2 separate regions of the Homo sapiens genome follow, and region 2 is linked to region 1. Evidence: chromatin contacts called from ENCODE Hi-C or POLR2A ChIA-PET data. All regions are on one chromosome and are shown on one strand. The core of a region is the stretch at or near the end of the contact, and the rest is flanking DNA. Distances in the headings are between cores, read along the strand shown.

The links. Hi-C counts contacts between places; a loop is a spot of excess contacts on that map. ChIA-PET counts read pairs that join two places held with the same protein, here RNA polymerase II (POLR2A). Pooled maps may share reads with other maps.
Region 2: a map of GM12878 shows a loop between it and region 1 (2.9-fold over the local background). The contact joins the enhancer-like site here to the promoter of LINC02363 in region 1. A Hi-C loop is called at or near these places in 4 of 168 maps with a recorded cell type or tissue (CD14-positive monocyte, GM12878 and naive thymus-derived CD4-positive, alpha-beta T cell), 29 of 37 single-sample maps with no recorded cell type and 15 of 50 pooled maps. POLR2A ChIA-PET finds 5 or more read pairs at or near these places in 11 of 52 experiments (B cell, GM12878, H1 and 8 more).

Annotation. Positions count from the first base shown.
Region 1 is chr4:184,350,903-184,357,030 of GRCh38, forward strand. LINC02363 (long intergenic non-protein coding RNA 2363) reads right to left here and starts at 3,075. Exons shown (of 3, transcript NR_040108.1): 1 at 2,411-3,075. RefSeq lists an enhancer at 3,076-3,145.
Region 2 is chr4:184,417,902-184,423,596 of GRCh38, forward strand. It overlaps IRF2 (interferon regulatory factor 2), which reads right to left. Exons shown (of 9, transcript NM_002199.4): 3 at 1,568-1,667; 4 at 631-807; 5 at 266-312. Among named protein-coding and RNA genes, the nearest start is that of LINC02362, 38 kb to the left of the region's middle. RefSeq lists enhancers at 1-241, 120-1,319. Within about 2 kb of position 3,215, at least 6 of the 41 ENCODE cell types and tissues checked have a DNase peak (open chromatin) inside an H3K27ac peak, as active enhancers do; they include B cell, CD14-positive monocyte and GM12878, where a contact is called at or near this core.

The DNA of each region.
Region 1 (6,128 bases), core at 1,825-4,324:
AGCACTGTTTGAAAACTTTAAGAAAAAAATCGGACTACCAGCAGAAGTGTCTTCCATGAGTGCTTTATACTTTTAAACTGGACTTTTTTTTTTTAATCTGGGAAAGTTGCAAATGAAGATGAAGAATCTGCAAAGACGTATCCCCCGGTGTTTAAAAAGAAATGCTTGGCCAAACAGGCTACCTTCAGGTTGTATTTTTTATTTTAATGAAGCAGGTCGGTCTCAGAAAGAAATGTCATAAAGAAAATGTGGCACATATACACTGTGGAATACTACGCAGCCATAAAAAAGAATGAGATCACATCCTTTGCAGCAACATGGATGCACTGGAGGACATTATTCTAAGTTAATTAACTCAGAAACAGAAAACCAAATATCGCATGTTTTCACTTGTAAGTGGGAGCTAAACATTGGGTACACATGGTCAAAAAATGGGAACAGTAGATACTGGGGAATACAAAAAGCAGGAGAAGGAGAGGGGGTTAAGGGTTAAAAACTACTATCTATTGGGTACTATGCTCACTACCTGGGTGACAGATTCATGTGTGCTCCAAACCTCAGCATCATGAAATTACAGCTTTGTAATAAACTTGCCCACGTACCCCCTAATTCTAAAATAAAAGTTGAAAAAAAAAAGAACACTTCATTTGCAAGGAGGAAATCAGAAGCCCAGGGTATAAAACTGCAAAGGATGTACGGTGGGAGGGAGATGTGACGCCAGTGGAGATTTAACTGTATCGATTATACTGATATTTCAACTAGCATCGTTACTGTTCTTGGTAATAGTAACAAGGCTCTGGTTATAAGTTCCGTTAAGTTTTGAATGGTCTGCCCACCTCTACTTTTCCCATGAGCTAATTATTTTTCACCCTTCGTTTTCCAGAAACGAGAGTTTTCATGGGCGATGAGGCGGATGAACGTATGAGATTGCAGTAGAAGCTCCAGTATGCGGCGATTTCTGGCTTATTGACCTATGACACTTTTTTTCTGGATTCTTATCTCATTTAACTTTGCTATTTGTATTAGTTTCCAAATGCTACTATAGCAAATTTCCACAAGCTTAGTGGCTTAAAACAACCCAACTGTGTTATCCTACAGTCTGAAGGTCAGAAGTCCAAGTTAGGTCTCACTGGACTAAAATCAGGGTGTAGACAGGGCTGTGTTCCCTCCCGCCTTGGCCAGCTTCTAGAGATGCTCTCACTCCTTGGTTCAAGGCCCCTCTCGTCTTCCAAAGAGAGCCATGTCCGGTCTTAACTCGCATTAACTCCAACTATCTTGACTCTTTTGTCCACTTATCAGGACCCTGTGACTACACTGGGCCCACCTGGATAGTCTAGACTCATCTTCCCATCTCAGATCTTTAACTTAATCTCATCTGCGAAATCCCTTTTGTCATGTAAGCTAATGCTCACAGGTCCGGGGATCAGGATGTGGACATTTTAGGGGTGTCATTATCCTGCCTGCCACGCTGTGGTTATTCACCTTTCTATGTGTTCATGCTTTGGCACCCCCAGCAGATGGGAAGCTCCTCTGGGGAGTGGGGTACTGCTTCTTTGTCATTCTGTTCCCCATAGCAATTGCCCAATTCAGATACTCAGAAGGTATTTTTCAATTAGTTTTCCTTCCTGACTCCTGGTTTGAATAACACAGAAGTGTATTTCTAGGTAGTAGCTGTGTTGAGCCAGCCATGGTATCTTACCTTCTTGCTAGTCAGTGGGATACAAAGATGATTCAATATTGCCCCAATTTTCAATAAATTTGCCAGGTCGGGCACGGTGGCCCTCGCCTGTAATCCCAGCATTTTAAGAGGCCAGAGCAAGAGGATTACTTGAGCCCAGAAGCCCAAGACCACCCTGGGCAGCATAGTGAGACCTCGTCTCTAGAAAAAAATTTAAAAACTTAGCTGGGCATGGCGGTGCCTGCCTGAAGTCCCGGCTACTTGGGAGGCTAAGGTGGGAGGATTGCTTGAGCCCAGAAGTTAGAGGCTGCAGTGAGCCATGATCACACCACTGCACTCCAGCCTGGGTGACACAGTGAGACCATGTCTCAAAATAAATAAATAAATAAATAAATTTGCCTTGCAAAATGTTCAAGATGGCTGGACAGCACCCACAGGGTAAGCTCTTTGACACAGGAACGACACATACAACTAAAGATAAAAATAATGTGATACTTGATTGAGCATAATTTTATGGAGCAGAGGTAGCTAGAATGAGTGGAGAAAGCAACCAGGGAGAAGAGAGCCGAGTGGGTTATTCTCTCCAAATTTTGAATAAAGTCATGGGAAAATCAAAGTAGTAGGAAGGGGTCAAAATGAAGCGTGCAAAGATGTAAGAGTATTATCACGAGAACCCAAGACAGCAAAATACGTGTATGTCTAAATACACCAGAACAGCAAAGGAGAGCTTACCTTATTTAAAGTGACATAAATAAAATTGTAAAACGTAGGGATGCTACTGGAGGCTGAGGGTGGAGGAGACACTGATATAAGCAGCTTTCTTGGTCCTTTGCTTTTGTCGATCAATTTTCCAGGATTAGCTAAAATGCAGCCAGATTTATCCCAGTAAGAAAAAACGTACCCCCTTTCTGGATGCCCAGAGCACTTTGTTTCCTCAGTACAAAGCAGTGACCACATGTGGCTTCAAATTTTGCCATGGAAATCCCCTTACACCCCCTGAAAGCAGATTCAGGTGTGCTAGATGGTATTTTCCAAAGATGAAACCGTCACAGTATCTCCTACTCATGTGCTTCCAGAACTTCGCCACTACCTAGTCAAGACGTAGAGCCTAATTCCGTTTCCTTGAGTCAAGGCAGGTTTGGGACTCACTCACAACCCATAGAAGGCAGTACAATGGATGCTGCCTAGCTTCTAGGTCATCAAAGGCGGCTGAGCTTCTGTCTTGCTGGGGCATTTGCTCTCGGAGCCCTGGCCTTCCACGTGAAGTCCGAGTACCCAAGGCAGCCATGCTGTGAGGGAGGCCACAGTGCCTGGGGAGGACCAGGATGGACGCTGCAGTCAGCGGACCTCATCCTCCAGTGCTCCAGGCCAGGGTTAGACATATAAGGAAAGGAGCCGTTAGACCATAATACACCCCAGCTGCTGCGTTACCCACAGTGGTCACAGCCCCAGCTGTCATGCAGCAGAGACAAGCCACTCCTGCTGTCTAAATTCCAAACCCGCCAGGTGTGGTGGCTCATGCCTGTAATCCCAGCACTTTGGGAGGCTGAGGCAGGCGGATCACGAGGTCAAGAGTGCAAGACCAGCCTGACCAATATGGTGAAACCCCGTCTCTACTAAAAATAGAAAAAAATTAGCCGGGCATGGTGGCACTTGCCTGTAATCTCAGCTACTCAAGAGGCTGAGGCAGGAAAATCGCTTGAACCCAGGAGGCAGAGGTTGCAGTGAGCGGAGATCGTGCCATTGCACTCCAGCCTGGGTGACAGAGTGAGACTCCATCTTAAATAATTAATTAATTAATTAATTAAATAAAATAAAATAAATTCCAAACCCACAGACTCTGAGAGCATAAATAAGATGATCTTTTTAAACCACTAAATTAAGGGGTGACTTCTTATGCAGCAACAGTACCGGGGGAACCAGGTATGAGCAGTGCACATATTTTCACTGAATTTATATTGTTTGGGAAGTTTTCCTGGTTAAGAGTTCCGATTATAGACATTATGTTAACAGAGAAACCAACACCTAGGACGATTAGAGGGTAATCAGTGGCTTCTCCAGGGCTTCAGCTACAGTGATGGGTGAGAGGAACATGACAAGGATCAATTCTGAGAGTGCTGGCCGGGTGCAGTGGCTCACACCTGTAAGCCCTCATTTTGTGAGGTCGAAGTGGGTAGATCGCTTGAGTCCAGGAGTTCAAGACCAGCCTGGGCAACACGGCAAAACCCCATCTCTACAAAAAATACAAAAATTAACTGAGAGTGGTTGTGCTCACCTATAGCCCCAGCTACTCAGGAGGCTGAGAAAGGAGGATCACTTGAGCCTGAGGAGGCCAAGGCTGCAGTGAGCCGTGATGGTGCCACTACACTCCAGCCGGGGTGACACAGTGAGACCCTGTATTTAAAAAAAAAAAAAAAAAAGTATTCTACTTGAAGCAAGAAAAAAATATTTTCTGGAAGGGAATCACTTTCCTAAAAAAGAAAAGTAGCAGAATTTTTGTGCCTAGGGACAACTGAGAATAGGCACCCCCTCACCCATGCTGTGTCCTCCAGGATGAGCTGCCCACAGGTGAGGTGGGGGACCACCACCCAGCTTAGGCAGGAGTGGCCCCTGCAGGGGCAACACAGCGAAGAAGGCTTATCAAGCAGGATGGGGGTTTCCAAGCAGTGCTGCAAAAAGGCCTTTCTGTTGTTTTTTATGTAAGTCTGTTTCATGCCACATTTTGGGTGAAACACACACACACACACACACACATACTGCACAGCTGACAGTGGACAGGACTTCCTGGTGACTCTGGGTAAAGTCATTGTTGCTGGAAGAGAAGGGAAATGCATGTTTCCGGTGAGTTTTGCCTTATGTGGCTAAAATGTGAGGAACTTGGCAAATTTCCCAGTGCAAGAAGTCTATGGGACAGTCTGAAAAAGGAAGGGAGGATAATCTCCACCAGTTACTGAAGTGAAAGTGAACTGTTCTTTTCTGGGGACCCTTCCTTACAGAGAAAGGGTTGAAATGAAAAACACAGCACAGCCAATTTTGTAATATTATCTGGCCAGTTTAGTAGCCTATAGGTATTGTTTAAGGCATTTAGAAATTCAAGTGGTTGTTAGGACTATTTTTTTCTTTGCTTAAGACATCTAACCAATTTTGCATAAACTAGGATGGGGAATATAAAGGCCTTGGTGTTTCTTTTCCAGTTAAATAAATCTATCAATAAATAATTATGGAGCAGGTAACTCCCAAAATGTTTACTTGGATAATGAAATTCCAAGAAAGAGCCTTTAAAATTTGTAGTAGGCTGGGCACGATGGCTCACGCCTGTAATCCTAGCACTTGGGGAAGCCGAGGTGGGTGGATCATTTGAGTCCAGGAGTTTGAGACCAGCCTGGACAACGTGGTGAAAACCTGTCTCTACAAAAAGTTTAAAAATTAGCCAGCCTGTAGTCCCAGATACTCAGGAGGCTGAGGTGGGAGGATCATTTAAGGCAGGGAGGTCAAGCCTGCAGTGAGTCGTGATTATGCCACTGTACTCCAGCCTAGGTGACAAAAGCAGACCCTGTCTCAAAAGATAATAACAATAAGTAAATAATAAAAATTTGTAGTAAATAGATGTCTCTTTTTGGGGCTTATTCTGCATTATAAATTCACTCAGCATCAAGGCCACAGGATTAACTTTTAAACGTCAAGCTTCCTTCTTGTCCTGAAATGTGTCAACAGGTACTGAGTGTTGGCTCAAAGTAACTTGGTCTTACCTGGGGTAATCCCCTACCAGATACCCTCAATTATCTGGTCACTACAGAGCCAAATCTCCAGCATGCCTGGGCTGACATTCTGGAGAAAGTGAATCACAAATCACCTTGAATTAAGGTAACGTGGCTTCTACCACACAAAAGCCCCAAACCTCAGTGATGAAACACAATAGAAATTCACTTCCCACTCATGCAGGAATTGGCGCAAGGCAAGAATGAGGGACGTGCCAGACAATCCTGTGGAGCCTATGCCGAGACAGGCTCTGCCATCCTACGGGCATGTCCCCAGCACTGCTGCCAACAGATAGGATCAGAGAGCAAAGGATGGGCCGGAGCGTTTTGTGGGCCAGGTGTGGAAGTGTCATACATCACTTCCTCCTAGCTTCCCATGGCCAGAACTGTCACCTGGCCCAAATTATTAAGTAGATGCAGGTGTCTCTTGAAAACATCTTCTCTGGCTGAGCAGCCACTTCCCAGCAACAGAGAAGGGGAGCAGAATTCCCTGATGAACATCCAACCTTTGGCCACCATGTCACTTACACTATGGATTCTACCCAGCCCCAGCCTGTGGGATAGCTCCACAGATGATCAAACCGCTCCTAGTCCCAGCAGGTCCATAAGACCATGCTTTGCTGTCTTGATCTGTATTACATTCATTTGGAGCAGTACTTTGGAGCTGGGAGATGGTCCTTCCTGTGGGGATG
Region 2 (5,695 bases), core at 1,965-4,464, 67 kb after region 1:
GATGGAGGCCTCAGCCTGCCGAGCACAGTGAGAATCTGTGACTTCATTCATAAATTTCCCAGAGAAACGGGATGAGGCAGGGCCCTGTGTACCTCCATGTCTGCAAGTGGATACATGCTGAAGAGCAAACATGTAAAGCACAGAAGACACAAGCAAAGGAAGAAAGAGGACACACTGAGGTCCTGTGACTCATCTTTACAAGGCAGAATATGAGTCATTAATAGGATCCCAACTTTGGCTTTCTCTCTGAATCACCCAAGATTACCTTGATGTGCTTAACTTTGTCTTCTTTTTCTGTCTTTGGTTTCTTTCCTGTGGCAACAAAAATGTAGTTTTGGATTAATTCACGAAGGGCCTCCAGAGAAACATTTCCCTCAAATTAAATTCTTTCTGAAACTCTCAATGAACCTGTTGCTTTAATCTGTACATGGTCAAAATTCCACATGTATCTTTCACTGCCTCTGGTGAATCGAAAGTCTTGTTTCCAAGCCAGGTAGGGGCGGAATGATCCCCTACAGCATGAACAGGCTATTCTACCTGCAAACTGACTGCAGATGTAGAAATGAAGAGATCACGAAGGCACGATGACACAAATTGATTTACCTTATTTTAGTCTGTAAATGCCTTTACCTTTCTTAGAAGGCCGTTCTGATAGGGGCAGCATTCGGTAGACCCTGAAGGCATTATTTCCTTTCTTTATGCTTTTATCCTTGACTTCTTCAATATCAGGCAAGGAATTCATGGCGCATCTGAAATTCGCCTTCCATGTTTTGGGATCAGGTTTATCTACTCCTGGTTGATGCTTTCCTAACAAAAGAGACAAAGATTAAGAAAAAGAGAGAAAACATTAGATACAGAGGAAGGAATTTCTGGAAACACAGTATTGCTGGTCAGGCAGTATAAGGAAACCTTTTCACTCCATGCTATACCTCCAGTGACCAATCGTCCTGGTGTACCTGGGGGTGAGAAAGTTCTTGGGATGTGGGAATTTTGTTTTTAAAACCTGAACAGTTCCAGTCAAACTGGGACAAGTTGGTCACCCTGGTTCTACTGAACAGCTTGAGGAAACTATAAATGCTGGAAGAATGGAGCATCAGCGTAAGAAAAATATAGAAGACTGAGAGGCTGCAAAGTCAACAGGCAGAGGGAAGCTGAGTGCCTCTTTTTCATCTGACGCTCCAACAAAGTCCATTCCTGTAAACAGCTCCCTACGTAAAGGTTGTAATAAATACAGGTATTTCTGACTACCTTTTTGGGGGGGAGATAAATTTGACCAAAGTTTATAGCATCAGAACAACTGAGTTTCTATTCCCCGGTAACACCTAGGGAACTTCTTAGAATACCACATTTATAGGAAATTGAAGGACTAAGAGTGTATGGGATGAGGGGAGCATTACTTCTGAGGGCTGCAGTTTGTACCCCATGTGTCCTGGATGTGCCTAGGGACAAGTCACAGGTTTTTCAGAGCCATCTTCATGAGGTCATAAGCCAGGCTATTTTATGTGTAATAAAAACAAAACTAAGCAAGAGTGCCTTCCTCTATAAACGCCGCAGGGAGTTTTAGTACCTGTATGGATTGCCCAGTTTCTAAAGAGTGGTGCATCTTTTTCCACATCCCACCCATGTCTAGCCGCATGCATCCAGGGGATCTGAAAAATCTTCTTTTCCTGAAAAAAAAAAAAAAAAAAAAGGTAAAGAACTGGAGTCATGGGTTTTGGCCCACCATTGCAAAAGGTTGTGAAGGTCTAGCCAGCAAGATTCCCCAGCAAGCATCGCTGAATGTGTTGACTGCTGACAAGAAAATCTACTGTAAACCAAACCCACTTCCCCCGCTGGATCCCAAATCTTGATAGACTACCCCGAGTGACAGTCAGTCTCGTGAAGTCTTGCAGAGCAGGAATGTTTTCCAAGGTCAAAGGTGATGATTTGACCTTGTGTGTTCCATTATTTGTGCCTCTTTTCTAGTTTTCAATATATTTTTTTGGAGACAGAGTCTCGCTCTGTTGCCCAGGCTGCAGTGTAGTGGCGCGATATCGGCTCACTACAACCTCCACCTCCTGGGTTCAAGAGATTCTCCCACCTCAGCCTCCTGAGTAGCTAGGATTACTGGCATGTGCCACCACGCCTGGCCAAGTTTTGTATTTTTGGTAGAGATGGGGTTTTGCCATGCTGGCCAGGCTGGTCTCGAACTCCTGACCTCAAGTGATCTGCCCACCTCAGGCTTCCAAACTGCTGAGATTACAGGTGTGAGCCACCACACCCGGCCCTGTGCCTCTTTTTTTTATAAAACCACAGAAAAATGGCCACCTACCGAAACTTCTAATGCTTACTCTTATAATTTATTCTCGTCGTTTGGTAAATAGTAACTCCAGCTATCTTAGGTAAATTAAAAATTAGACAAGTTTCCAAAACCCTTGATGCTACTAAAGAAAAGTCGGGTACATCTGAGGCCACTGTCACAGAAACCAAATATCTCCATTTGCTTGTGCATCCAACAGAAATAGAAAGTAATGTTCGAATCCCTGTGGGTCTACTGCCTGCAAGAAATAGCAAGAAGTGCAAACAAAGAGGTAGAGGTTATGAAATGACACATTTTTCTGGAGAAACATCCCTCAATACAATCCTTATATCAGACTATCTCTACATCTCTCTCAGTGTTGAGGTCTGTAACTCAAAACCGCCTCAAGCAACCCTGAAAAACACATGATTGGAAACCCATGGTTTAGTAACAAAGCCGTACTCTTAGTAAAGCTACAGATGAGGAACCTGGCCCAAGCAGCTCTTGTGGCGGTACCGGCAGGTACTAAGGTCCCATTGGCACTGTGCATCTGACTACCCACATCCACAGGGACCTCAGTTTTGTCTTCCTCCCACAGCCTACTGAGTGAGGTATATGTTACGATTTCCATTTTATAGCTGAGGAAACCAAGAAGCAGATTTTAACTATTTAGTCAAGGAACTTGCAGGATAATAAGTGTCTAAGTTCAAAACCCAGGTCATGCGACTCCATATGCTATTACTTAATCACCCACTCATTGTCTCCCAGCTTTTAGATTTGGAAGAGTCCCTGTCCTATGACAGACCAGTTGAGACCTGGATTCTGTGGAGATTAAAGCCCAGGAGGTTGTACTCTTTCAAAGCTCTCAAGGCAGTTCTGGTAATTGCTAGGTATGCGGATCCCTGCACTAGATGCTGAGGAAGGAGAGGAAATGTCAGCAGGGAGTTTCCACCACTTCAGTCTCACATAGTGAAACACAGAAAGGGTCCCAGCTGTCCCCAAAGAGATTCAGCGCCTCTCCACAGAACCAATCACAAAGCCAGAACAAAGACTATTTCAGAACATTGGAGAGTTTCCCAAAACCTGTTAAAAGGAAAATTCTACCATCTTCTAAAAAGTCAGTTATTAAAGGAGAACTGAAAGTGAGAGACTTTTTCATAAATTCCTCGGTGTTCATTCTGTATCATCCACAGAGAGGGCTTCGGGTTAGCCAATTTCAAAAGGACAGTGATCAGAAAGGGGCTGAGTGACATTTTATGCTTTAATGTAGATGAAAATCGACAGCAAAATCACTTAATGCCATTTATTGATGTTCACATGAAAATGAATACAAGTGAAAATTCATTTCGTGAAAGAGCTTTTCCTGAAGTGCATGCCCAGAATCTAAAGCTTTATGCTTAAACACCGAGATTCTTAAGAATTTGCTGTTGCACTTTTTTCTAGATCAAAGGAGTTCTAGGGTGACACAATCTGAAATCTAACTTGCAAGACACAAAATTGATACAGATAAAGTAGATCTTTTTAAGCATCTGCACGCATGCATGCATACACATACACACACACACAACCAAACCTAGTCCCACAGAAACCGCAAAAGCCATGCAACTACAAAAGCGCTGACCAAACCCAGCAACATACACTATGGACCCTCTTGAAATGTGCAACAGGCCTGAGTAGACTGGAATAGTTCAGGTGTTTGTCCCCTCAAAATCTCGTGTTAAAATTTGATCGCTAGTGTTGCAGGTGGGGTCTGGTGGACGGTGTTTGGGTCATGGGGCAGGATCCCTCAAGAATGGCTTGGTGTCGTTCTCGTGGTAATGAGTAAGCTCTCACTCCATTAGCTCCGGTGAGAGCTGATTATTCAAAACAGCCTGTCGCCTGCACCATTCTCTCTTCCTCCCTCTCTTGCCATGTAATGCCCTTTGCCTCCCATCCTGAGGCCTTAACAGAGGCAGATGCCAAGGTCATGCTTCTTGTACAGCCTAGAACCCTGACCCAAAGAAGCCTCGTTTTTTTATAAATTACCCAGCCCCAGGTAGTCCTTTGTAGCAACATGAAACAGACTAACCCACAGACATGTCTCCAAAAAAAGATACACAAATAACAAACGTTGGTGAGGATGTGGAGAAACTGGAATCCTCACACATCGCTGTGGAAATGCAAAATGGTACAGCCACTCTGGAGAAAAAGTTTGGCCATTCCTCAAGAAAGTGAAACACAGAATTACCTGATGATCCAGGAATTTTACACCTGGATATATACCCAAAGAATTCTAAGCCAACATTCAAACCAAAACATAAACGTTCATAGCAGCACTACTTTCAAAAGCCAAAAGATGGAAACAACCCGAGTGTCCATCAGCTGATGAATGGGTAAACAAAATGTGGTATATCCATACAATGGAATATTATTCAGCCACAAAAAGGAATAGAGTATTGACACATGCTACCATGTGGACGAACCTTGAAAACATTATGCTGGATGAAAGAAGCCAGACACAAAAGGCCAAAAATTGAATGATTCCATTTACATGAAATATTCCAGAAAAGACAGAGAGCAGAGAGCAGACAGAGAGCAGAGATCCATAGAGACAGAGAGCAGATTACTGGTTGCCACAAGCTAGGGGGGAGGGAAATGGGAAGTGACTGATTAATGGGTACAGCATTTCCTTTTGGAGGGATAAAAAGTTCTGGAACTGGACAGTGGTGATGGCTGCATGACATCGTGAATGTCACTTTAAAATGGTAAATATTTTTTAAACTACATGTCACCTTTACCTAGTTTTTCATACTTCAGGAAAAAAAAGAAAAGACTAATAAACTTATCAGAAATATCTTTAAAATTGTATCACAGATTCTTTTTTTGAAGAAGACCATATGAAAAGGTAAGAGAAAGCAAGATTCATTTTAAAACTGAAAGAGATTCTGACCAGTAAACATTCTGGTCACAAGTTGTGTGTTCCATGGGACATGACGGTGTTGCTATGTGTGTGTAGACCCCGTGACGTCAGTATGTGCCAGGTGTCTCATCCCCGAGTGACCAGTCCTGCACACGTGGTGGTGGTACATGCTGTGTATAGACAGACGCGCCATGCCAGGGCCCACCATTTGTACGTGTGTGCACAACTCTGCCCATCTGAAGGAAGGCAGGAGAGATGAGCGCTGCTTGACTTCAGAAAAGCATCTGACATTATTTTGAGCAATGTAGAACAATGTTCCTTGGCCCCACATGGAAACTAGTTCTGTTATCTCCTCTGCCTCTTCTTCCCCCCAACATTTGCAAGACGTTCCAATTAGTGTGCTATTTTTGTCTGGACTCCTTACCGTGGTCAGAGATAGCCTGATGTTTACACAAACACAAGTCTACTCTCAAAGTGAAAAAAAGGGAAAGATCTGATGATTCCCCTGCCTTAGTGCA